3 separate regions of the Homo sapiens genome follow, and regions 2 and 3 are each linked to region 1. A link is a loop called in an ENCODE intact Hi-C map of the cell type or tissue named here. Cell type or tissue: chondrocyte. All regions are shown on one strand. Region 1 holds the start of GAS2L3 (growth arrest specific 2 like 3). Region 2 has its middle 61 kb from the start of ANO4. Region 3 has its middle 62 kb from the start of GAS2L3.

Region 1 (8,000 bases):
CAAACTCCCCCCAAAGGCTCTAGGAGAGAATGTTTCCTTGCATCTTCTGGCTTCTGATGGCTCCTAGCATTGCTTGACTTGTGGCAGCAAAGCCCTAAGCTTTGCCTCTGTCTTTACATGGACTTTCTCTCTCTCTCTGTCCCTTTTCTGTCTCTTGTAAAAACACTCCCGTTGGATTTGGGGTCCACTCTACTCCAATATGATCTCATTTCAATCCTTACCTTAATTATACCTGCAAAGACTCTATTTCCAAATAAGGTCACATTCTGAGGTTCTCGACGAACATGAATTTTGGGTGGGCACTATTCAATCCACTATATAAATTTAACACACCATTTTAGTATTGACCATAACATGTTATAAAATTTCATATCATTGAATTATTTATACATATTATTTGTTAACACGAATCAGTATCATTCTTCTAAGACAGAGCTTAGTATTATTTTTAGAATAGTTAGCTCTCAACAGATTATCTGCTGAACAGATAGTTTAATTAATTGTGAATGAATCAATACCTCTATTGCCCAAATATTTCATCCAGTACTTTACACAAGGCACAATCCATAGATTGACATTCAATAAGTCAGAAATAAAAACATTTCTAAAACAACAAAATGCAGAACAAAACAACTAATAAACCAATCAAAATTTAAAAAAGTCTTCAGTGTATTTAAATTACAGTGTATTTTAAACAATAGAAGCATTCTTTGCATGGCTGTGAAAAGGCCAAATCATAGTTCAATACCCGATGGTTATTTGATTATCACAGACCCTTCTGTATTCTGTATACCTTTATGGCAGATGAATGACTATTCCTAATGTAATACCTTTTAAAATTTAGATTTCCAAACATGGTGCTTTCTTTAAAAGTGCAGCACATCTCCACAATTGGAAAGTCAAACTGGTGAGTCTTGTTTTGCATTCTACAATTATGCCAATTTCATGTAAAGATACAACCTCTAAAACATGGCTATTAACCTAACCACCTATTAGAAAGCCTACACTTGAAAGTAGATTGCAGCTCATTAGATGAAACCCTCAATTGCTAATTATAGTTTTAAAATCAAGATAGGTAAATGGTAAGTGTATTTAGATAGTTGGGTACCAGCTGGGAATTAACGTAAAAGTAAGGCGATAGACACAGACACAGACACACACACACACACACACACACACACACACACACACACACACACACACACACAGAGTATACAGAGGAGAAAAGCAACAAGAATTAAAATAATTTAGAGGCAAGGCTGGGCGCGGTGGCTCACGCCTGTAATCCCAACACTTTGGGAAGCCAAGGCGGGCGGATCACCACATCAAGAAATCCAGACCAGCCTGGCTAACACGGTGAAACCCCGCCTCTATTAAAAAAAAAAAATTAGCCTGGCATGATGGCGGGGCGCCTGTAGTCCCAGCTACTCCGGAGGCTGAGGCAGGAAAACGGCGTGAACCCAGGAGGCGGAGCTTGCAGTGAGCCAAGATCGCGCCACTGCACTCCAGCCTGGGCAACAGAGTGAGACTATCTCAAAATAAATAAATAAATAAATAAATAAATAAAATAATAATTATAATAATAATTTAGAGGCAAACTCCTCACCTAATCCCCACATTTAACCAGCAAAGGATGTGGCCTTAGAGAAAAGTGTTTTGCATAGATTTCCTGACTCAGGATTCACTTGCCACTACACTGTCCTTATATCTTTATAAGGTATAGAAATTACAAAGACAAAATAGAACAAAAAGCAAGTTATCATAAAAATGCACTGCTGACAAGATTTTAGTAAAAGGTTTAGAAATATTAAGTAGTGTGTGTTTATGTGTGTGTGTATGAGGCAGAGAATTTTTGTGTACATATCTCATATAGGATAGTTTCAAGTTTTAATAAATGGTATTCAAATGTTTAGATACATAGTATGCACATAATAAAAATAAAAAGTTGACAGCTAAGGACTCATTAAACAAGATCTGTATAACACATTTTTTTCTTAAGTTTCTGTAGAGCAGTGCACATATTTTGATGTTAGGGTTCAAGAAATCCAATGTAATACTTTAATTCAACTCAAAATTTGGCTAAATGGGGTGGTATACAAACTGCCCTTTAGTTTTAAACAGAAACACTATGACACATAGATTTGAAAAATAGGTCCTGTGAATACCTATCTATTGTGGTGATGTGAGCAGCAAAGTGTTGTGGGATTGATTTTAATATTAAAAGTGTTACTGAAACACCAGGGGTTTGGTCTAGGTCCTGCTGCTTGCAGCACAGAAAGCCAAAGACTGATATGACAAGTACTGCCAAGGAAGAAAGTTTTAATCAGGTGCTGCAGCTGAAAAGATGGGAGATCAGTCTCAACTCCATCTTCCTGACCGCTAAAATTAGGGGGTTATATAGCAGGGAAGAAATGTAGCAATGTGTAAGAAGAAAGGAACTAGAGAGGGGCAAGGAAGCAATCAGGATGAATGAAGGGCCAGGCTTTCATTGGCTGAGATGATCTGGTGAGTTTCAGTTCTTTGATACTTTTTGAGAGGTCTAGGGATCCTTTCCTAAGGAAACAACTCGGATAAAACAAATGTAAGTTTTAGGTTTTAAGACCAGAAGGGTCAATTTCTACGGTTGGGACTACTGAGTCAATTTCAAAAGTGGCAACCACTATCTGGTTTCAGGTTCATTTACCACTTAAATATCAACTCCTAGTTACCATCTTCACTCACCCACCTACCCCAGAATGTAAGCTCCATGACAGTAGGATCCCTTGTGCTTAGAATGGAGCCTGACACAGAAGATGTGTAAAATAATATTTGTTGAATTTACTTCTCAAATCTATATCTCCTACACAGACCAATTTAAACAGCTTCAGGTCTAACTTTATCTTCTGAACATCTCCACTTGCACACTCCTCTCACACTTCAAACTGAACACACTCCAAACCAAAATGCATTATTTTCCCCCACAGCCTGTTTTCCTTGTATTCTTTAGATTGGTACCATCATCAATCACATAATAACTAAGTCCAGATGAGTCAGCTTCTTAGGTATCACCAGATACCTCTTCCTCACCATCCCTTCTGAGATAATTTAGGTAACCGTCATCTTTTAATTTAAGGGATTGCCACCTGTCTTACTACCATCTTCAAACATCTGTGAAAATATTGTTTTTCCCCTAAAACACAAATCTGTTCCTACCAGTCCTTCCTTATAATCATCCCAATTGCCTGTGGGAAAGAAACTAAATTCCTCAGCATCTACCAGGCCTTTCATTTGTGTCTACTTCTCCCATCTGATCTGCCTCCCAATCTGCAGACTTCAGTCATTCAAAATGAGTATTCTCAGAACATTTCATGTACTCTCACATCTCTGGAACCTTGTCTTTGTTGCTCTCTCTGCCTGGAAATTAATTCTTATTCCCAGTTATCCCTCCCTCCTGGCAGAGTCTTAATTCATCTTTAAAAATTCAGCTCCTTTCAAACCTCTGCCATCACCCTTCAAGACTCTTAGGGGTTCCTTCTTTCATGGACCTCCACAGACTTCCATTTGGCCTTTACCATGCTGCTGAGCACTTTGAAGCCTAAGGCTGTTTTCATTTCAGTTTCTTTAGCAAGCAACAGTACATCTCATTGTTTTTGTTGAGTAAAGGAAGGAATAAATGCTAGAGAGAGATGTCATTCCAGTTCAGTGCCCACCATTCACAGATGGAGACCTGAGGCCCAGAGAGGAGACATGATTTGAGGAAGGCTAAAAGACTGAATAGGGCCGGGTGAGGTGGCTAACGCCTGTAATCCCAGCACTTTGGGAGGCCGAGGTGGGAGGATCACTGGAGCCCAGGAGTTCAAGACCAGCCTGGGCAACATGGCAAAAACCCATTTCTACAAAAAACACAAAAATTAGCCCGGTGTGGTGGCACAGGCCTGTAATCCTGGCTACTCTGGAGGCTGAGGTGGGAGGATCTCTTGAGTCCGTGAGATCAAGGCTGCAGTGAGCCGAGATCGTGCCACCGCACTCCAGCCTGGGTGACAGGGCAAGACCCTGTCTCAAAAAAAAAAAAAAAAAAAAAAAAAAAAAAAAAAGAAGGGCCTGGGCTGCAACACAGGCCTCGGGGACAAAGCCAGTGATTTTTTTAAAAAATTATTTATTTATTTATTTTATTTTTTGCTATGAAACAAGCCACATTTACAGATATAACCGACTTGGGATTGTTACACTGATGTCTAGTCTCGGCTTTATTTCAACCCTGGGAGCTAGTAAGCATCCCTTACGTTGAAGTTCATTGTTTTTTTGTTTTGTTTTGTTTTGTTTTCAGGCTCCGGTGTTTGCTGAAGAGTCAACATCCTCCTTTTGTGACTTGGGACTACAGGATTCCTCCTCATCCCTCCGCACCTGAGAAGAGGGGCCTCTCTCTGAAAGATTTCTGCTGAGGACCCCCATTCCTGCTGGGTTCCAGGCTGCGTCTCTGGAAACCGTGGCGCCCTCAGGTCAGCCAGCTCCCGAGTGGATGTGGGGTTGGGAGCGGCTCTTAACAGACCAGGATAAAACTCAGGGAAGCGCCTTCAGCTGCACCGCAACATTCCAGGACGCTCAGAAGCAATTATTACAGGCGAGGTTCATTCACCTCTCAGGCCTGTGGGAACAACAGGACGGGCTGTGGCTTTCGAACTGGCTGTCGCTGAAAGGCCAGATCGGAGGACCTGCTCTGACTGAACCACTTCGCCTTTCAGTGAACAGAGGGACTTGGCCACCGAAGCTCCGAGACGCCCGGAGGCGCAGCGCTGGACGCGCTGACAGGCGAGCGCCCACGGGTCGCGTGCTTCCCGGCAGCCCGGGGGCGGGGCCTCAGACCACGCCCCCGCCTTATGATTGGTCCCTTCGAAACAGGCGGCGGCCAGCGGCTACTGACCCTGAGGCCCAGGCGGCGGCGGCAGCGGCGGCGGTTGGTCAGGGGCGTGTTGGCCCCGCACAGATTGAGCCGAGTTGTCGCCCCGCTGGGAGAAGTGACCCTCCTGCGCCTGGTGAGTACTTCCCTGTTTGTCTTCTCTTTTCCTGGCGAACTTTTACGCGCTGTCTCGGGGCCTCCGCGCCTCAGCCTGAGGGCTCCAGGAGCCCCCCGCTCTCTGAGGCCCCGAAGCTGAGGTTTGTTGGGTCTCCCGGCTGCGGGAGCCAGTACGCTCTGCGTTTGCCTGGCTGCGGCAGTCGCGTGCTCTGATTGGCTCCTGGGGCCGTCAAGGTGACGTTGCGCCTGCCTTCACCTGTCCACCCAAGTGCGGAGAGAGGGGCGACAGGTGTGCGGGGCGGTTGGGGCTGCTGGTGTGGGCGAGCTCAGCTGGGGAGGAGGGATCCAGCCGCTACTCGCCCTGCTTTAAATCCAGAGCGGTATCAGAGCCCGAAGGTACTGTGGGATCTTCAGGGGCACCCTCATCCCTAAGCGCCTGGCACTTAGAGGGTCTGTTTTTTTCTGTTCATCATCCTCGGAAAGAATTGATGAAGTCTCTGGCCCTGCAAAGAGAAAGAGACAGACAGTTATTCTTGCCCTCTAGCAAGGTTTATAGGCTCTTCCCTGTTTTTTCTCCCAGTCCATGCAGGGTCTAGAACGCCCACATGTGCGGAACTGGGGAATAGAGCTGGAGACCCTGCGCGATGCCTTCCGCCCACAACCCTCAGTTTGGAGGACTGCCCGGGGAGAGGCTGGCAAAAGAAAGGGAAGGCTTGTAGAGTGCCTTGGAAGTCAGAGGAAAGTTTTGGAGGGCGTGCTCCTCTATGCAGTCACCCGTGGTTCCTTTCCTAATCTTTTCACACCGAGGGATTGAATGTTGTAAATTTGAGTGCTTTGTGGCATGGCATGGTGGAATAGCTGATCCCCAGTGGTTGCAAAGAGATGATTTTAGGTCAGAGCCTGGGTTTTGCTTCGCTTGTGTGAAGAGCAAAAAACAAACAAACAAAAACAACAAGAACAACAGAACCGCTTTGTGAATTGCTATCTGATCACCTGTCTTGGCACTTAAATGATTAGAAATTGAAATTCTCACCACCTCAGATTCCCTTTGGGAACAAATTGGAACTGTTTCAAATGACAGAAGTGGAAACTCTAGTGATCTGGTGTAGATGCCGATACCTGTTGTCTGACTCATCTGTTTCAAAATCTCATTAGAAACCAACTGTCATTGAACAGTAGGTGTTTGCTATCTGACATTGAATTAGAAGTAGTAATTTTTTTTTTTTTAGCGTGACAGAGTTGCTAAGCAGGGGGGCTCTGAAATCAGACTTCATTGGATATCTGACTTTAGACACATTATTTAATCCTTCTAAGCCTAAATTTCCTAGTCTGTGAAAGAAGGTTAATAATAGTTCCTACTTTATTGAGAGGATTGTTGTAAAGATTAAATGAAATTCCACGTAACTAATTTAGCACAGTGCCTGATACATAGCTATTATTATTTCTCTGCTGTTTAACTTAGACAAAAAGTTTTGAGCTCTCCCCAAAGGATGGGGAGAGGTAGAAGGTGAAGGCAGTACCAGAGATAGGGATAATTATTGTTTATTGACTAAATTATACATGTAAAGCATTTAAAACAGTATCTGACACATCATAAACACGTGGATTACTATTTATCAAACACATCATTATATATCAGGTATTGTGTTCTTTACTTATATTATTGTTAAACCTCTTAGTAATCCTAAAATGTAGTTCATGTTATCTCTATTTTTTTTTTTTTTTTTTTTTTTGAGACAGAGTCTCGCTCTGTCGCCCATGCTGGAGTGCAGTGGCGCGATCTCGGCTCACTGCAACCTCTGCCTCCCGGGTTCAAGCGATTCTCCTGCCTCAGCCTCCCGAGTAGTTGGACTCCAGGTGTGTGCCACTACGCCCAGCTGATTTTTGTATTTTGGTAGACACGGGGTTTCACCATGTTGGCCAGGATGGTCTCGATCTCTTGACGTCGTGTTCCGCCCGACTCGGCCTCCCAAAGCTCTGGGATTACAGGCATGAGTCACCGCGCCTGGCCGTTATCTCTATTTTATAGGGGACAAAACTGAAGCTCAAAGAAGGGAAATCACTTACTAGGGTTCACCTGGAATTCAGTGCAGGCTTTTTTCTGTGTTACACACCTTTATATTCCTAACATTAAGTAACTTTCCTGCACTGGATTGTCAGTGTGACCCAGATTAATTTCTGCTGTGGGTATGGGTTTATTTTGAATACATTATGAATTTTAAAATAATGAGAAATAACTTGTGATGGTAAATCAAAATTTGTGATAAAAGAATAGTGTCAACAAAATGCATGCTATTAGTAAAAAAAACAGTGATATTTTGGAGTTTTGATGTTTGGAGAATGGCCACTTCAGAAATGATGTTCCTAATTTATATTTTGATAAATAGAAATGATGTTTGGAGAATTGGCTGTTTCAAAAGTAGTATCTCCTCATTTATATTTTCTCATTTAATTTTCATTTATTCACTATGTTTTTACTAAGCTACTCTTCCTTTTTTTTTCCTATCAATTTAAGTTTGGAGATAATAGGAAAGGTTCAGTTATTTGGATAGATTACTAAAGAGCTTGCTGTTGATGATGAGGAAAGTAAGAGATTAAACTTAATATGTATTCTTATGTTTTACTTTCTTACAGTAACGTGTGTATTTTACTTCTTATTATTGGTTTTCATACTTTGATATTAGATATACCAGTACATATCTAATGAGTCATGCAATGGACATAGAATGATATTAGATATACCTTTACAGATCTAATGAGTCATGCAATGGACATAGAATCTGAGAAAATAGGAAACTTGAGTCTGTTGGCCAATTTGTCTCACATTGAGTTTCTTGATTTTTAATTAGAGTTTAGTTGTCACAGAGAAATGCTTCAGAAGTAATGTTTATGAGATACAGACCATAATTATAACTGTATTTCTTTAATGTTTCTCCTAAAAACTCAGAAAGTGTTTTCATTTGATTACATTGTTACAGAGTAGGTAGGGTGTTTTGGTTAACAGAAA
Region 2 (8,000 bases), 160 kb after region 1:
TTGCACTCCAGCCTGGGCAATAAAAGCAAGGGCAAAACTCTGTCTCAAAAAAAAAAAAAAAAAAAAAAAAAAAAAAGGTAACACTAATTGAACACGTTCTATGTGGTAGGTCCTGTTATATAAATACTTTCTCATGTATTAAATAATTGAATGCTCATATAATGTTATAATATAGGTGCCTTTATTATTCTCATTTTACATATGAGGAAACAAAGCCACATAGAGAAGAAATAATGTGTCCAGGGGTTGGAATAGACTGTTTAATCTGGATACTGACTCTAGAACCCACAATGTTCATTAATCTCATTCATAGTCTCAAGTTTTCCCACTAGTTACATGATTTTATCATTTAACTCTAGGTGGTTCTTAAAGGATTAAATGGATATTCAGGCTCTTCTGTAAAATCTAGCCTTTTTGTTTTAATTCCAGTAGGTAAGAATACCTTCCTTCAGGTCATCACTTTGCACTTGGCAATTGCCACGGCTCTTTGTACTTTTGCTCTTGGAGTCTTTTCAAAATACTGCCACCAAAATTGTTGCCCTGGTTTTACCATTCAGGCTTGATTCAAATTGCCATAGTTTTGCTGTTCATAGCCTCTTCCTAGGCATTCATTTCCTAATTCAAGCATTCTGCTTGTTTGTTGATTACTGATTTCTCATTATGCTTTTTCTTCTTCATTCCTTTTCTCCTCCTCATTCATAGTCATTTCTGTGCTTATAAATCTCTCTCTCTCTCTCTGATTGTATACATTTTTTGGTGCCATTGACCTGTCCTATGAAAGTCTTCTTCCTTCCAAAATCTTATAAGTATAGATCAGGATAGAGCCCTAGAGAAGGGTTTAGAAAGAATGAGGAATGACAACTTTAGAGTACTTAGTTTGATATGTTTTAAGTCTGAATTTTATTGATTCAGCAAATTCCACAAATATATACAGAATTATTTGCTAACTATGGATTTCATGTAGCTGATTTATTTTTTTAAACCGTACCTCCTCCCCTGCCCCCCAAGAGTGAGATAAGCACTATTGTTACCATTTGCAGGTGGAGGAATCAGTACTTAAGGAAATTAAACAGCTTGGCCATGTTCAAAGAGGTTATGTGTAGCAAAGCTGGGCTTCCAACTTAGGTCTTCTGACTCTCATCCCAGTGCTTTCTCTTTGATCACAGCAACCTCTCTGAAATTAATAGGAAGGAGAATTAATTATTTGTTTGTTCCTTCTTTAATTTTGTTCCTTCCTTTTTTAAAACCAACGAACATTCATTGAGCATTTACCTTATGCCAGCCACAGCACTAAACTCTGGAAATTGCAAATTGGATAACATGTGGGTCTTCCCTGGACAAGCTCATGGTTGAGGAGATGTGTAAACCAGTGTAATCTTGCATGCCCAGTGCTATTATTGGAGGTGTGGCTAGCTGTTCAGGAAGCATTCTAGAGATTGGAGATGGTTTGGAGATGTTTCTTAGGGAAAGAGTTGGCCACATACACTTGCTAGAATTAGTTTTCCCATATTAAAAATAGTTTTAAAAATATTTCCTAGCATTTACCTTTCTGTTTGTGAATGTGCACTGGCCTCTGAGAGCCACCACTGTTTCTCTGTCCTCTGGCTTGCCACCTGCTTTTGTCAATACTTCCCAACTGCTTTCAAACCAAGGGCACCTATAGAAAACCCCTTAAAGATGACTCCTATTTCCTGGCTTCTCTGTCCAGGTACCTGCTGTTCTTTCCTGCTAAGAACATTCACCTACAAAGCCATCTTCTCTGTCAATCCACATTGTGTTCCCATTAAAGTCTGAATTGATACGTTTCTAGGCACCTTTTCTCTTTGGATGCATTTGACTAAATCCTAATAATTACTTCTTCCCCTCAGACCTATACTTTCCACCATTATAGATCAGAATTTTCTTATTGTCACATAATGTTCAAATGTTGCCTTTAGACCAGTGTTGCAACTATTTAATATGACTCTTGTAACCTGTAGTGGTTTATATTAGACAAAATGTATTTATTGTAATATTTTAAAATCACTTATACCCTATGTTAATTTTTTTACAGCAGTTTTAGGTTCATAACAAAATTAAAAGGAAGTTACAGAAGAGTTCCCAAACCCTCCTGTCCCCACATATACTCCCCTGTTATCAATATCTCCCACTGGAGTGGTGCATTTGTTACAATTGATAAACCTACATCAACACGTCATAATCACCCAAAATCCATAGTTTATATTAGGGCTCACTCTTGGTTGTTGGGTAATTTAATAATGACTTGTATCCACCATTGCAGTATCATACAGACTAATTTCATTGCCCTAATAATCCTATGTGGTGTTGCTGTTTATTCCTTCCCTCCACTCTGACCCCTGGCAACCACTAATCTTTTTATTGTCTCCATAGTTTTGCCTTTTCCAGAATGTCACATAGTTGGAATCATAAAGAATTTGGCCTTTTCAGATTCATTTCTTTAACTTAGTATTATGCATTTAAGGTTCCTCCATGTCTTTTCATGACCTGATAGCTCATTTCATTTTAGTGTTGAATAATATTCCATTGTCTGGATATACCACAGTTTTATTTTCCATTCCTCTATGGAAGGTCATCTTGGTTGCTTCCAAGTTATGGCAACTATGAATAAAGCTGCTAGGATATGCCACAGTTTTATTTTCCATTCCTCTACGGAAGGACATCTTGGTTACTTCCAAGTTATAGCAATTATGAATAAAGCTGCTATAAACATCTGTATGTAGGTTTTTGGATGGGCGTAAGTTTTCAGCTTCTTTCAGTAAATACCAAATACCAAGGGGTGTGATTGCTGGATGGTATGGTAAGAGTATGTTTAGTTTTGTAATAAATTGCCAAACTCTCTTCTAGAATGGCTGTACCATTTTGTATTCTCACCAGCAATAGAGGTCCTGTTGCCAGCATTTGGTCTTGTCAGTGTTCCAGATTTTGGCCATTCTAATAAATGTGTAGTGGTATTTTATGTTTGTTTTAATTTGCATTTCTCTGGTGTCTGACGTGGAGCATCTTTTCATGTGTGTATCTGCCATCTGTATCATCTTTGGTGATGTGTCTGTAAAAGTGATTGGCCCATTTTTTTAAGTCAGCTTATTTGTTTTCTTATTGTTGTTTTAAGAGTTCTTTGTATACTTTATATAACAATCCTTTATCAGATATGTGTTTTACAAATATTTTCTCCCAGTTTGTGCCCTGTCTTCTCATTCTGTTTGTATTATCTTTCATAGAGTAGCAGTTTTTAATCCAGTGTATCCATTATTTTTTTCATGGATCTTGTCTTTGGCGTTATATCTAAAACATCACTGCCATCTAGATGTTTTTCCTATGTTATCTTCTAGGAGTTTTTAAATTTTGTGTTCCTGCAATGTTTCATAAACAATTTCAAATACTCCTGATCTAGATTTGAGCTCTCTTCTGCCACATGCTGTCAGTGTGACCTTGGGCACGGCACTCAGCCACCTGGATTCTCAGCCTTTCCATCAGAGATGTAAGGGTGGCACCTACCTCGTGCACGAAATGTTGTGGGTGAAAATGCTGATATGCAATGCACCTGTGAGGCTTTGATTTCTTTTGCCCCCCTCTGCCTAGAACATTTTCTGTTCACGGTAATGAGGAAATTGATTCCTGTGCTGCACTTTTAGCTTTTGAGGGCATTGCATCTGCCCCTCTCTGTCTCCACTGCCACTCCTCCCATGGTTTGACCACCACTATTTCTCGTCAGAATACTGCAGCAGCCTCGCAAATAAGTCCTTCTACTCTCATCTCAGTGTCCTCCAATCTATCCTGGAAACTGCCACAAAGTGATCTTCCTAAAACAAAAATAGGATCCTGCTTTCTAGGCAGAAGCCAAACTTGTTAACTTGGTTTACAAGACACTTTGCAACCTGGCTGCTGCTCATCTCTCCTTCTCTTACTGCATTCAGCTGCTAACCCACGAAGCTGCCTGTGGCCTCTCAGCCTCCAGAGGATGGAGGATGGGGATGATAGCTCCCCTGCCTGCATCGTTTCCCTCAATTCATCCACTTTTTGCCCAGTCAGATAGTACTCACCTTTTAGGTTTTCATTAGGATGTTAAATTTCCTCCAGGAAACCTTACCTGATACTCTTTAGTCTATAGTCTGGGTCAGGCACCCTCTCTCCTGTCTAACTCCCTGCCCCCAACTGCCCAAGCACCCTTCACTCTCCCATTGTAATAATGATGACATGAAACTGCAATTGCCTGTGTGTAGCTGTCTGGGTTGTTTATTGATATGTTCTAAGTGCCCATCCCAGGGTCTGGCACCTGGCTCTCCCTAAACGTTGATGGGTGAACCACTGAATGAGTATGAGACTACCCGTGTCATAGACAAGGAGAGCTGGTTTATTTACCACCAGTCATATATTTACATTGTGGTCATGGTGTCTACTAAGTTATAATTAACCTTCTTGTCTTTTATTTTCTTAACAGACAAAGATGTGAGCAGCGGAAGTTATAACCTTTCCTCTGCAACGACGGGCAGCTACTACAGTTGTGTCAGCCAGATCACCATAGGTGAGCACTAGTGTCATTTTGATTTTTTTAAAAAAATATTATTGCCTGGAAAAGCTGGAGGTCAAGGGGGTGGCTGGGGAGGAGAGGGAAGAAAATATAAATGCATAGGCATTTATTTTCAGAATCAGAGCAATTGCTTGTGGACTCACTTTTCTGGATCGCCCTCTTGTGGATTTCTACTGCTTTTGCATGGAATTAGATGGAGGAAATGTCCAGGGAGATAAGAAGTCATCTCTTGTTCCCAGATCTTCATCATTTGCTTTAACCCTTTTGTTTTTGTAGCACCTGTACTATTATGCACTTGATAGTACAATCGAATTACTTTTTAAAGATTTATATTAATCTATTTTTAAAAGAAATAAGTGCAAATTGAAAATGCATGGTAAAAGTCTACTCTTTGCTGTTTGGAGAACATGCTAAGCAAGTGTTAGAGTGCTGCTGAAAATCAAAGTGAGACTTTCTCCTTGTTATGCTCACTCAACCTTAAACACTGGTTACTTTGGTCGAAAGTAGAAGAGTGAGCCGTGCCATTTTTCTTTTGGTTGAATCCTTCTTCTCCTTTCCATTTCCTTTCAAAACTTTCTTGATTCTAGAATGTTGGGCAGTGACTTAGAGATCAGAAAAGAAAAGTGAAGATAATAGCTACAGCTTATGCTTATTTTGCACTTATTGCCTGCCAGCTGCTCTTGACTCCCTGCATACATTATTTTACTTAATCAGAACTCTATGAGCAAGTTACTGTTATTTCTCCATTTTACAGATGAGGAAACTTGCGCTTTGCCACCCAGCTAGAAATTAATTACCCAAGATTTCATTCTAGGTCTGTTTGACACTAAATCCTATATACTCTTAAACACTATGCCGTGGCTTCTCAAACTCCAGCAATGTGGATGCCTATGCAAAGCATTAATGATGAACCTCTAAAATGGATTTAAATTATTTTTATTATGAGGTTACTTAAGTATGTTCAAACATAGAACTATATATAGACACCTTGCATTCCAAATAGCCATTAAAATTGATTTTGCAGATGAGATTTAAAATTCAGTAACCCAAATAAAAATACAAATTTACCACACTAATTGAATATGATGTATGTTGTTATTTTGCTGAAATGCAGTCACTGCTTGTAATGCAATGGGGTACTGGCTGCAGTGATGTTGGTTCTTTGAGTGCAGTACAGTTTTACTGCTAGGTACTTCATGATGACTCTGCATTGCTGCCACCTTTCTGAGTTCAACCCCCTGTGAAATCAATGTTAATGCTCACTGATGTGAGGTTATTGAATCTTCATTTGCCATGAATGTACCTCGGCATATCCATCTCTCCCCTTTTCTCATTCATTGTACCAATTGGTGCCAAACCTGATAGAAACACAAAAGTAAACCCAGGCATTAAAATTAAGTGGCAGGACTTGGTTCAGAATATGCTTGTATTAATTTTTAAATGATTAACTTTTAAATGAGAAACAAAGATAGTTTAAAAATTCTCGTGGAGAGCTCGCAGACCCTGGTTTGAAAACACTGAGCAACCTAAAATGCCATTCCCAGAGACATCAGTGAGACATTAAACATTAGCTAAGTAGTAGGAGGACATTTAGGGTTCACAGTAGGGGGGTGACAAGACAAATGTATGGATGAGAGAAGATTATTATGGTGGTGAACAGGATGGAGTTCCTATGGGAGAATCTGGTGTTGTAACAGAGTTAGTGGCTGTGACTGTGGTCTTGACATGAGACAGAAATCAACTAGGGAGGTGGGATGAAGAGGCGGGTCTAGGGGGAGAGGGATGGAATTGCTGGCAGGACTAGTCATTGGCTGGATATGGGGATAGTAAGTGTTCCCTGAGATTTTGCATCAGGGTGACAGAGTCTGAGCTGTTCCCAGGAATGTGGAAGTCAGGAAGAGGGAGGATGTGATGGTGATAGGTTAGATGTGTTGATTTGATGTGCCCGTGAGACTTCTCACGTCAGAATGCCTCACGGAAAATTAGAAATATGGAGAACATGTTCAGGAGATGAAGATATTGGCACTATCTGCACAGAGAGTTCAGTCAAATCTTTGGAAGAAGATGAGATAATAAGAGTGAGAATTAGTACGTTGTGTGTGTTTGGAGGACCAAGGACCAATCTTTGGGGGAAGCACGGTGAGGGTAGAAATAATGACAGAGGTAGGAGAACCAAGCAAGCACCTTTCTTGGAAAGCCCAGAGAATTTCTAGGACAGACTGAGGAGGTTGAAAATTAAAGTCTGCCTTGGTGACATCGTGAGAGCCACGTGAGTGGGTGGCGGGATGGGAGCCACGTTGCAGAGCTCTGAAAAGGGAGAGGAGGGCTGTGAGTAGAGAATTCTCTTTTAAGGTGCTTTTTTCAATGAAAATGGAGGGGTAGATAGTGTGAGGATGATTCAGTAGCTAACAAACACTTTGGGGAGCTTTCTTTTTGCCAAGCACTGTGTTCTAACTACTTTTTCTGTATTTACTCATTTAATCCTCAAAAAGATCCTGAGGTAAACAGTGATATTTTCCCCCATTTTATAAATGAGGAGATGGAGTCCCTGAGAGGGTAAAGAATTGCCTGAGGACATATGAGAGTAAGAGCTGCAATTTGAGCCCAGGTCATTGGGCTCCTATTGGATGACACTCTTGTTACCTGACATCTTGCAGACTTGGGCCAAGTGGCCTTCCCTGGTCCAGTCAGCTTTAGCTACCATGTCAGGGTGTTGGGTTGAAATGTATCCCCCAAAAAGGTACTTTGAAGTTCGAATCCCCAGTACCTGTGATTGTGACTGTATTTGGAAATAGGGTCTTTGCAGGTGTAGTTAAGTTAAGATGAGGTCATCTGGACTAGGGTGGGCCCTACTCCAATGTGACTAGTGTCCTTATAAGAAGGGAAGAGACACAGAGACCATACAGAGAGAGCTGTGTGATGGCAGAGGCAGAGATATGAGTGATGCATCTCCAAGCCAAGGAATACCCTGGGATTTCTGGCAACACCAGAAGCCTGGAGAGAGGCATGGAACAGATTCTCCTCTAGAGCCTTCAGAGATAGCACAGCCCTGCTGACACCTTATTTTGGACTCGCAGCCCCCAGAACCATGAGAGAATAAATTTCTGTTGTTTTAAGCCACCCAGTTTGTGGTACTTTGTCACAGCAGCCCTAGAAAACTAACCTCTGAAGGGGAGGTAGGTATGACAGATGCTTAATCTTCCCAGAAGGTGCCAGTGTAACAAGAAGGCTCTTGAATACTGCTTCAGTTCCCTGGCTCAAATTGGCTGAAACGATAGGAAATTTATTATTTCACATAACAGGGACACCAGAGGCAGGCCCGTCTTTAGGATGGGTTGATTAGGCTGCTCAGTGACATTGTGAAAGGCCTTCTCCCCTGTGCCTTCCTCTCTCAATTTATCTTCATGGTGGCAGCCACATGGCTGCAGGGTTTCAGGAATTGCATTCAGAC
Region 3 (8,000 bases), 63 kb after region 1:
AGAAGAAAGATGCTGGAAACGTCCCAATTTATTGTCTAGGTTTTTTTTTTTGTTTTAAAATATTTATTTTCAGGGTTGTGAGAGGCTACTCGGAGCGTAACACTGACATAGACTAGCAAGTGTCCTGCCGCCACCCAAGTTAATCCTCACAGGGAACAGAGGAGGAAACTCAGTCTGTTAGTTTTATTTCTTTAAAATCAATCTCTCAGCAGCAGAATGAAGTCAAAATAATCGAGATAGTCATCTCAGGGCGTGATGGTAATCATCCCAGGTGCTAGCCCCTTCAACAGGTCCTCGATGTACTGAGTCTAGCACAGTAAATTCCTTTTATTATATGTATTTATGATTATTTCTAAAGCAGTCTCCTTGGCCACAATGCAGTGAGACATCATTCATTTGCTCATTTAGCAAACAAGCTCTCTGAGCACCTACTCTGATATCAAGTGTCTACTCAGACACTAAGTTAGGTGCTAGGGATATCACAATAAGCCTAATTACTGCTGTTAAAGCGATTACAATCTTCATTCCAGGGTTGTCTTTTTTTTTTTTTTTTTAATGTGATGTTCTTTTTGACTGTAGCCCACTCACTTCTTTCTTTGTGATATATTTTACTCACGGGATAAAATACCTCCATGAGAGCAGCTTGTGTTTTCCCATATTGCTTCAGATTGGGAGCCTGTAAAACTTAAAAAAGAAAAAAAACTGATATTTGTATCTCAGCCTCAAGAACAAGAGTCATTTACTGCTAAGCGTTGTTACTCAGAAAATACAATAGTGAGAATCAAGTCCTAAACAAGTGAATGAAAACATGAAATCTGAGCTTTCTCTGGGTAAGCCATTAGTTTAAAAATTAACTCACATCCTGATACAAGGATGCTTTTCTAACTCTCTAAAATATTTCCTGTGACACTGGGAATCGATTCCACCCTGCTCCCTCCATTAAGCTCTACCTCAGTCTTAATAAGTAAACCGTGATAACAGAGATGAAATCTCAAACCAGCTTCCTGTGTGATGGGCTGGTCTCCCTACAGCCATTTCAATTATGTAAGAGGAGCACAGCTTTGAGCAGGTGCTCCCCATGATTCGACATTTATGTCTTGTCCCCCTGCTCCAGCAGATGACAGAGGAAACTTGTTCTGTAAAATACATTGCTATGAATCACAGAACACCTTCCAGACCTTTGCATCCTCCTGGCTGGCCTGTAGCCCAAGAGACCCAAAGACGTTCTGGAAAGATCTGGTGTGTTTACTTCAGCTCTTATGGCTGCAAGAACAGAGAGTCACTTTAGCTTTCTTGAATAATGTATTGGTTTATGAATACATGCAACCAAAAGGATAACAAAAATCTGGTAGCAACCCAGAAATCTATGTACACTTAGTCTCACAGAAGATGGAATTAGAATCATTCAGAAGTGTAGGAAACTCTAGAGACAGGTAATCTTGTAGCAGGACAAGCTGCAGACAAAACCCCTCAGATACCAAATTAAAGAAGGAAGGGCTTTATTCGACCAGGAGCTTCGGCAAGACTCACGTCTCCAACAACTGAGCTCCCCGAGTGAGCAATTCCTGTTCCTTTTAAGGGCTCACAACTCTTAAGGGGGTCCGCGTGAGAGGGTCATGATCGATTGAGCAAGCAGTGGGTACGTGACTCGGGGCTGCATGCACCAGTAATTAGAACGGAACAGAACAGGTCAGGGGTTGATCTTTAACTACCAGGCCCAGGGTGTGGCGCCAGGCTGTCTGCTTGTGGATTTCATTTCTGCCTTTTAGTTTTTACTTCTTCTTTCTTTGGAGGCAGAAACTGGGCATAAGACAATTTGAGGGGTGGTCTCCTCCTTTATTCCCCATCTTTGAGAATCTCACTCATTAGTGGGAGTTCTCACTTTCATTCTCACTACCCATGTCTTCTTCCAAGACAGATGGATAGTGATTCACATAGTACACTTGTGCTGAATCATTTTGGCAAACTAAGGTAGCAATGAAGCTTTTTATCATTTGAAGAAGTACAGGTAGCAAACAAGGGAGCAGTAAGCAGGTTCCTATTACTATTATAACTCCTATTATAAGGGTTTTAAATCCTTCTAGCACTGGGAACCATTTTCCAAACATGGCCTCAGGATCAAATCCATGCCACACTTGCATGGGCACATACATGTGTCAGTTTTGTCATATCTCTAACTATGTCTTCAACTACTTGCCCTTGATCATCTATGTGTAGACAGCAATTATTAAGGTTAAATTTCCACAGACTCCTCCTTCAACTGCTAGCAAGTAGTCAAGAGCCAATCTACTTTGATAGACAGTATTTCTCATCTGAGTTTCTTGCTGGGCCAGAATAGTCAAGGCTCTGCCGGTTTAATTAGTGATTATTTCTAAGACAACTTCTAACCATATTATTCGGTTGATCATGTAAATGAGGGTCCGGTATCCCCACGAACCGTCTTGTGTCCAAGTAGCAGGCCCATAATATTGTATGATTCTCTCAGGGGGCCATTCATTATCTTTCCAATTTCCTATAGCTATGCTTCTCTTTTCGCTGGAAGCATAGACAGGGAAGCTCAGGAGTTCACCTGTCTTTATGGACAGTAGGAAGAAAGATGGTTTAATAGTGCCAATAACACAACTACCTGCCCACTGGTCGGGTAATTTGGCATAAGCTCTATGCCCACATGCCCAGTACAATCCAGTGGGGGCTGTCCCGTCCCGGTGGGACTCTGGGTGGATCCACACAGTTTTCAACTTTGGGAATTTACTAAATGGATTTCTCTCTGTGTGATTTGAACTCCACTAAGTGACTGTTTTTGTGGTACTATTATACAGTTTCTGTCCTAGACAACTAAGTCATCCTACAGGGTGAGTGAATTCTTTTCCTTCTCTAGGTATGTAATATTGTCCAATAATTGAGGCTTTCAGGACCCAGAAATTATCAGGGTGATTCTTTTGAGCCAGGAATGCATCAGGAACTGGGTTTGTAGGTACTAACTCTCAGGCTTCCCATGGCCATTGATCTCCCGTTACAGTTCCTCCACATACATAACATGAAGTGACATTGAGAGACTGGGCTACATGCTCGGCTAATTGCAAAAACAAATTTCTTGTTTTTCCTGGAATTTCTGGTACTGGCACATTTAGTTCATCATAGAAAGTTTGAAACACTGGCTCAGAAGAGCGTTTGTAAACTTCTCCTCGAACTAAGATATTTACTCAAGGATCCAGTCCGGCCCCGTCGATTCCTAAGGTCACACGCTCCCCGTTTTTCCAGCGAGGATCAAGGGGATTGGTTATTACTAGCTCTAAGCGGTTACATTGTCCCTTAGTACAGGAAGGGCCATTTTTTCCTTTCTGAAGGTGGACTGGATCCTTTTCTTTTTTTATCTAAGTGGCCTAAATGACACAAGACCAGTATCCACATTCATTTCCACACAGTCCTAATTTATGACAAATGTACTTATTTTCGGTCATATAGCCTTTATCCTAACTAAAAGAGCCACATCCCCTTCCTAACTTACTGCTATTAATGACAGCACAGACATCAAATTTCAAGATTATGCGTTTGGGCACCCCTTTTTCTTCTGTTGTGGCTAATACTTTACTTGTATCATTTATGAGTCCCCACCAGTCTTCGGTCCTTAATCTCTCAAAAACTGTGGACACGGGAGGCCCAGAGGGGTCATAACACACATCTGGCTCATCTGGCTGGTCGTTTCCTGGGCTACATACCTTGTACTGAGTGTCATTATATAAACATGTTCCCTATAAAGTTCCTAGGCATTCATAGTAACTATAGAACAGAAAGATTGTTTTAACTTGTTGCCCTACCTTGGTAACCTGATGTATACACTGAGAGCAGTCCTCCATGCGGGGAAAATCAGTGGAAGTTTTTACTACACAAGTCCAAATTATAAGGAAAATGAGTCCCACGATGATCCTTCTCATGCTTTGGCCGTGCGTAGATCAGTCAGCTTCTGGGTGTGACTGGAGCAGGGCTTGTCGTCCTCCTCAGAGTCACTTTGCAGGGGTTGTCCGGGCTTGGTTTTGCCTCCCAGGTTTCAGCGGCTGCAGGTTTCACACAGGTGTGGTGGATCCAGGCTGGGATTCCTTCTACCTTTACAGCCTTGAGGGTGGTCAGGATGACAATCTGAGGTCCTTTCCACCGTGGCTGCAAAGGGGCTATGTTCTAGTCCTTGATCCACATGTGATCACCTGGAGAGAAAGGGTGAACTGGGGAGAATAAGCTGATGGGACACCTCTCATTTACCCAAGTTGAGATTGTTTGTGTAATTTTTCCTAAAACCTGTAGTTGTCGCTGTAATTTAATTTCACCTAACTCTCAGGGAGTGCCTGGAAGCCCCCATAGGATGGGAGGAGGCCTATGATAACGGTATTTCATAAGGGGAGTATCCTGTTTTCTTATAAGGAGTGCATCTAATTTTAAACAATACCATAGGAAGGGCCTCTATCCACTTTTTTTTTATTATACTTTAAGTTTTAAGGTACATGTACACAACATGCAGATTTGTTGCATATGTATACATGTGCCATATTGGTGTGCTGCACCCATTAACTCGTCATTTAGCATTAGGTATATCTCCTAATGCTATCCCTCCCCCGTCCCCCCACCCCACAACAGGCCCCGGTGTGTGATGTTCCCCCTTCCTGTGTCCATGTGTTCTCATTGTTCAATTCCCATCTATGAGTGAGAACATGCGGTGTTTGGTTTTTTGTCCTTGCGATAGTTTGCTGAGAATGATGCTTTGCAGCTTCATCCATGTCCCTACAAAGGACATGAACGCATCCTTTTTTATGGCTGCATAGTATTCCATGGTGTATATGTGCCACATTTTCTTAATCCAGTCTATCGTTGTTGGACATTTGGGTTGGTTCCGAGTCTTTGCTATTGTGAATAGTGCTGCAATAAACATACATGTGCATGTGTCTTTATAGCAGCATGATTTATAATCCTTTGGGTATATACCCAGTAATGGGATGGCTGGGCCAAATGGTATTTCTAGTTCTGGATCCCTGAGGAATTGCCACACTGACTTCCACAATGGTTGAACTAGTTTACAGTCCCACCAACAGTGTAAAAGTGTTCCTGTTTCTCCACATCCTCTCCAGCACCTGTTGTTTCCTGACTTTTTTTAAATTTAATTTAATTTATTTTATTATTATTATACTTTAAGTTTTAGGGTACATGTGCACAATGTGCAGGTTTGTTACATATGTATGCATGTGCCATGTTGGTGTGCTGCACCCATTAACTCGTCATTTAGCATTAGGTATATATCCTAATGCTATCCCTCCCCCGTCCCCCCACCCCACAACAGTCCCCGGAGTATGATGTTCCCCTTCCTGTGTCCATGTGTTCTCATTGTTCAATTCCCACCTATGAATGAGAACATGCGGTGTTTGGTTTTTTGTCCTTGTGATAGTTTGCTGAGAATGATGGTTTCCAGTTTCATCCATGTCCCTACAAAGAACATGAACTCTTCATTTTTTATGGCTACATAGTATTCCATGGTGTATATGTGCCACATTTTCTTAATCCAGTCTATTGTTGTTGGATATTTGGGTTGGTTCCAAGTCTTTGCTATTGTGAATAGTGCTGCAATAAACATACGTGTGCATGTGTCTTTATAGCAGCATGATTTATAATCCTTTGGGTATATACCCAGTAATGGTATGGCTGGGTCAAATGGTATTTCTAGTTCTAGATCCCTGAGGAATTGCCACACTGACTTCCACAATGGTTGATTAGTTTACAGTCCCACCAACAGTGTGAAAGTGTTCCTGTTTCTCCACATCCTCTCCAGCACCTGTTGTTTCCTGACTTTTTAATGATCACCATTCTAACTGGTGTGAGATGGTATCTCATTGTGGTTTTGATTTGCATTTCTCTGATGGCCAGTGATGATGAGCATTTTTTCATGTGTTTTTTGGCTGCATAAGTGTCTTCTTTTGAGAAGTGCCTGTTCATATCCTCTGCCCACTTTTTGATGGGGCCGATTGTTTTTTTCTTGTAAATTTGTTTGAGTTCATTGTAGTTTCTGGATATTAGCCCTTTGTCAGATGAGTAGGTTGCGAAAATTTTCTCCCATTTTGTAGGTTGCCTGTTCACTCTGATGGTAGTTTCTTTTGCTGTGCAGAAGCTCTTTGGTTTAATTAGATCCCATTTGTCAATTTTGTCTTTTGTTGCCATTGCTTTTGGTGTTTTAGACATGAAGTCCTTGCCCATGCCTATGTCCTGAATGGTATTGCCTAGGTTTTCTTCTAGGGCTTTTATGGTTTTAAGTCTAACATTTAAGTCTTTAATCCATCTTGAATTAATTTTTGTATAAGGTGTAAGGAAGGGATCTAGTTTCAGCTTTCTACATATGGCTAGGCAGTTTTCCCAGTACCATTTATTAAATAGGGAATCCTTTCCCCATTGCTTGTTTTGGTCAGGTTTGTCGAAGATCAGATAGTTGTAGATATGCGGCATTATTTCTGAGGGCTCTGTTCTGTTCCATTGGTCTATATCTCTGTTTTGGTACCAGTACCATGCTGTTTTGATTACTGTAGCCTTGTAGTATAGTTTGAAGTCGGGTAGCATGATGCCTCCAGCTTTGTTCTTTTGGCTTAGGATTGACTTGGCAATGCAGGCTCTTTTTTGGTTCCATTTGAACTTTAAAGTAGTTTTTTCCAATTCTGTGAAGAAAGTCATTGGTAGCTTGATGGGGATGGCATTGAATCGATAAATTACCTTGGGCAGTATGGCCATTTTCACGATATTGATTCTTCCTACCCATGAGCATGGAATGTTCTTCCATTTGTTTGTATCCTCTTTTATCTCCTTGAGCAGTGGTTTGTAGTTCTCCTTGAAGAGGTCCTTCACGTCCCTTGTAAGTTGGATTCCTAGGTATTTTATTCTCTTTGAAGCAATTGTGAATGGGAGTTCACTCATGATTTGGCTCTCTGTTTGTCTGTTATTGGTGTATAAGAATGCTTGTGATTTTTGCACATTGATTTTGTATCCTGAGACTTTGCTGAAGTTGCCTATCAGCTTAAGGAGATTTTGGGCTGAGACAATGGGGTTTTGTAGATATACAATCATGTCATCTGCAAACAGGGACAATGTGACTTCCTCTTTTCCTAATTGAGTACCCTTTATTTCCTTCTCCTGCCTGATTACCCTGGCCAGAACTTCCAACACTATGTTGAATAGGAGTGGTGAGAAAGGGCATCCCTGTGTTGTGCCAGTTTTCAAAGGGAATGCTTCCAGTTTTTGCCCATTCGGTATGATATTTGCTGTGGGTTTGTCATAGATAGCTCTTATTATTTTGAGATATGTCCCATCAATACCTAATTTATTGAGAGTTTTTAGCATGAAGGGTTGTTGAATTTTGTCAAAGGCTTTTTCTGCATCTATTGAGATAATCATGTGGTTTTTGTCGTTGGTTCTGTTTATATGCTGGATTATGTTTATTGATTTGCGTATGTTGAACCAGCCTTGCATCCCAGGGATGAAGCCCACTTGATCATGGTGGATAAGCTTTCTGATGTGCTGCTGGATTCAGTTTGCCAGTATTTTATTGAGGATTTTTGCATCGATGTTCATCAGGGATATTGGTCTAAAATTCTCTTTTTTTGTTGTGTCTCTGCCAGGCTTTGGTATCAGCATGATGCTGGCCTCATAAAATGAGTTAGGGAGGATTCCCTCTTTTCCTATTGATTGGAATAGTTTCAGAAGGAATGGTACCATCTCCTCCTTGTACCTCTGGTAGAATTCGGCTGTGAATCCATCTGGTCCTAGACTTTTTTTGGTTGGTAAGCTATTAATTATTGCATCAATTTCAGAGCCTGTTATCGGTCTATTCAGAGATTCAACTTCTTCCTGGTTTAGTCTTGGGAGGGTGTATTTGTCAAAGAATTTATTCATTTCTTCTAGATTTTCTAGTTTATTTGCGTAGAGGTGTTTATAGTATTCTCTGACGGTAGTTTGTATTTCTGTGGGATCAGTGG

What was found. A loop is a pair of places that touch in the nucleus more often than their neighbours do. Peaks named below come from ENCODE experiments on the same cell type or tissue, not always from the same donor. Only the 100,000 strongest peaks of a DNase experiment are listed, where the experiment ranks them.
Region 2: a loop joins it to region 1, with 2.6 times the contacts of the local background. A loop is called at or near these places in 6 of 110 quality-filtered maps.
Region 3: it touches region 1 in a loop (2.1-fold over the local background); 2 of 110 quality-filtered maps call a loop at or near these places.

Annotation. Positions count from the first base shown.
Region 1 is chr12:100,568,774-100,576,773 of GRCh38, forward strand. GAS2L3 (growth arrest specific 2 like 3) reads left to right here and starts at 4,911. Exons shown (of 10, transcript NM_174942.3): 1 at 4,911-5,012. RefSeq lists a silencer at 4,756-4,885 and an enhancer at 4,916-5,205. In chondrocyte, no CTCF peak of the experiment used is centred here; DNase peaks (open chromatin) are centred at 4,878 and 5,201.
Region 2 is chr12:100,729,315-100,737,314 of GRCh38, forward strand. It overlaps a transcript of ANO4 not described here. Among named protein-coding and RNA genes, the nearest start is that of ANO4, 61 kb to the right of the region's middle. In chondrocyte, CTCF peaks have their summits at 4,711 (motif pointing left) and 4,916; no DNase peak of the experiment used is centred here.
Region 3 is chr12:100,631,665-100,639,664 of GRCh38, forward strand. No RefSeq gene overlaps it. Among named protein-coding and RNA genes, the nearest start is that of GAS2L3, 62 kb to the left of the region's middle. In chondrocyte, no CTCF peak of the experiment used is centred here; no DNase peak of the experiment used is centred here.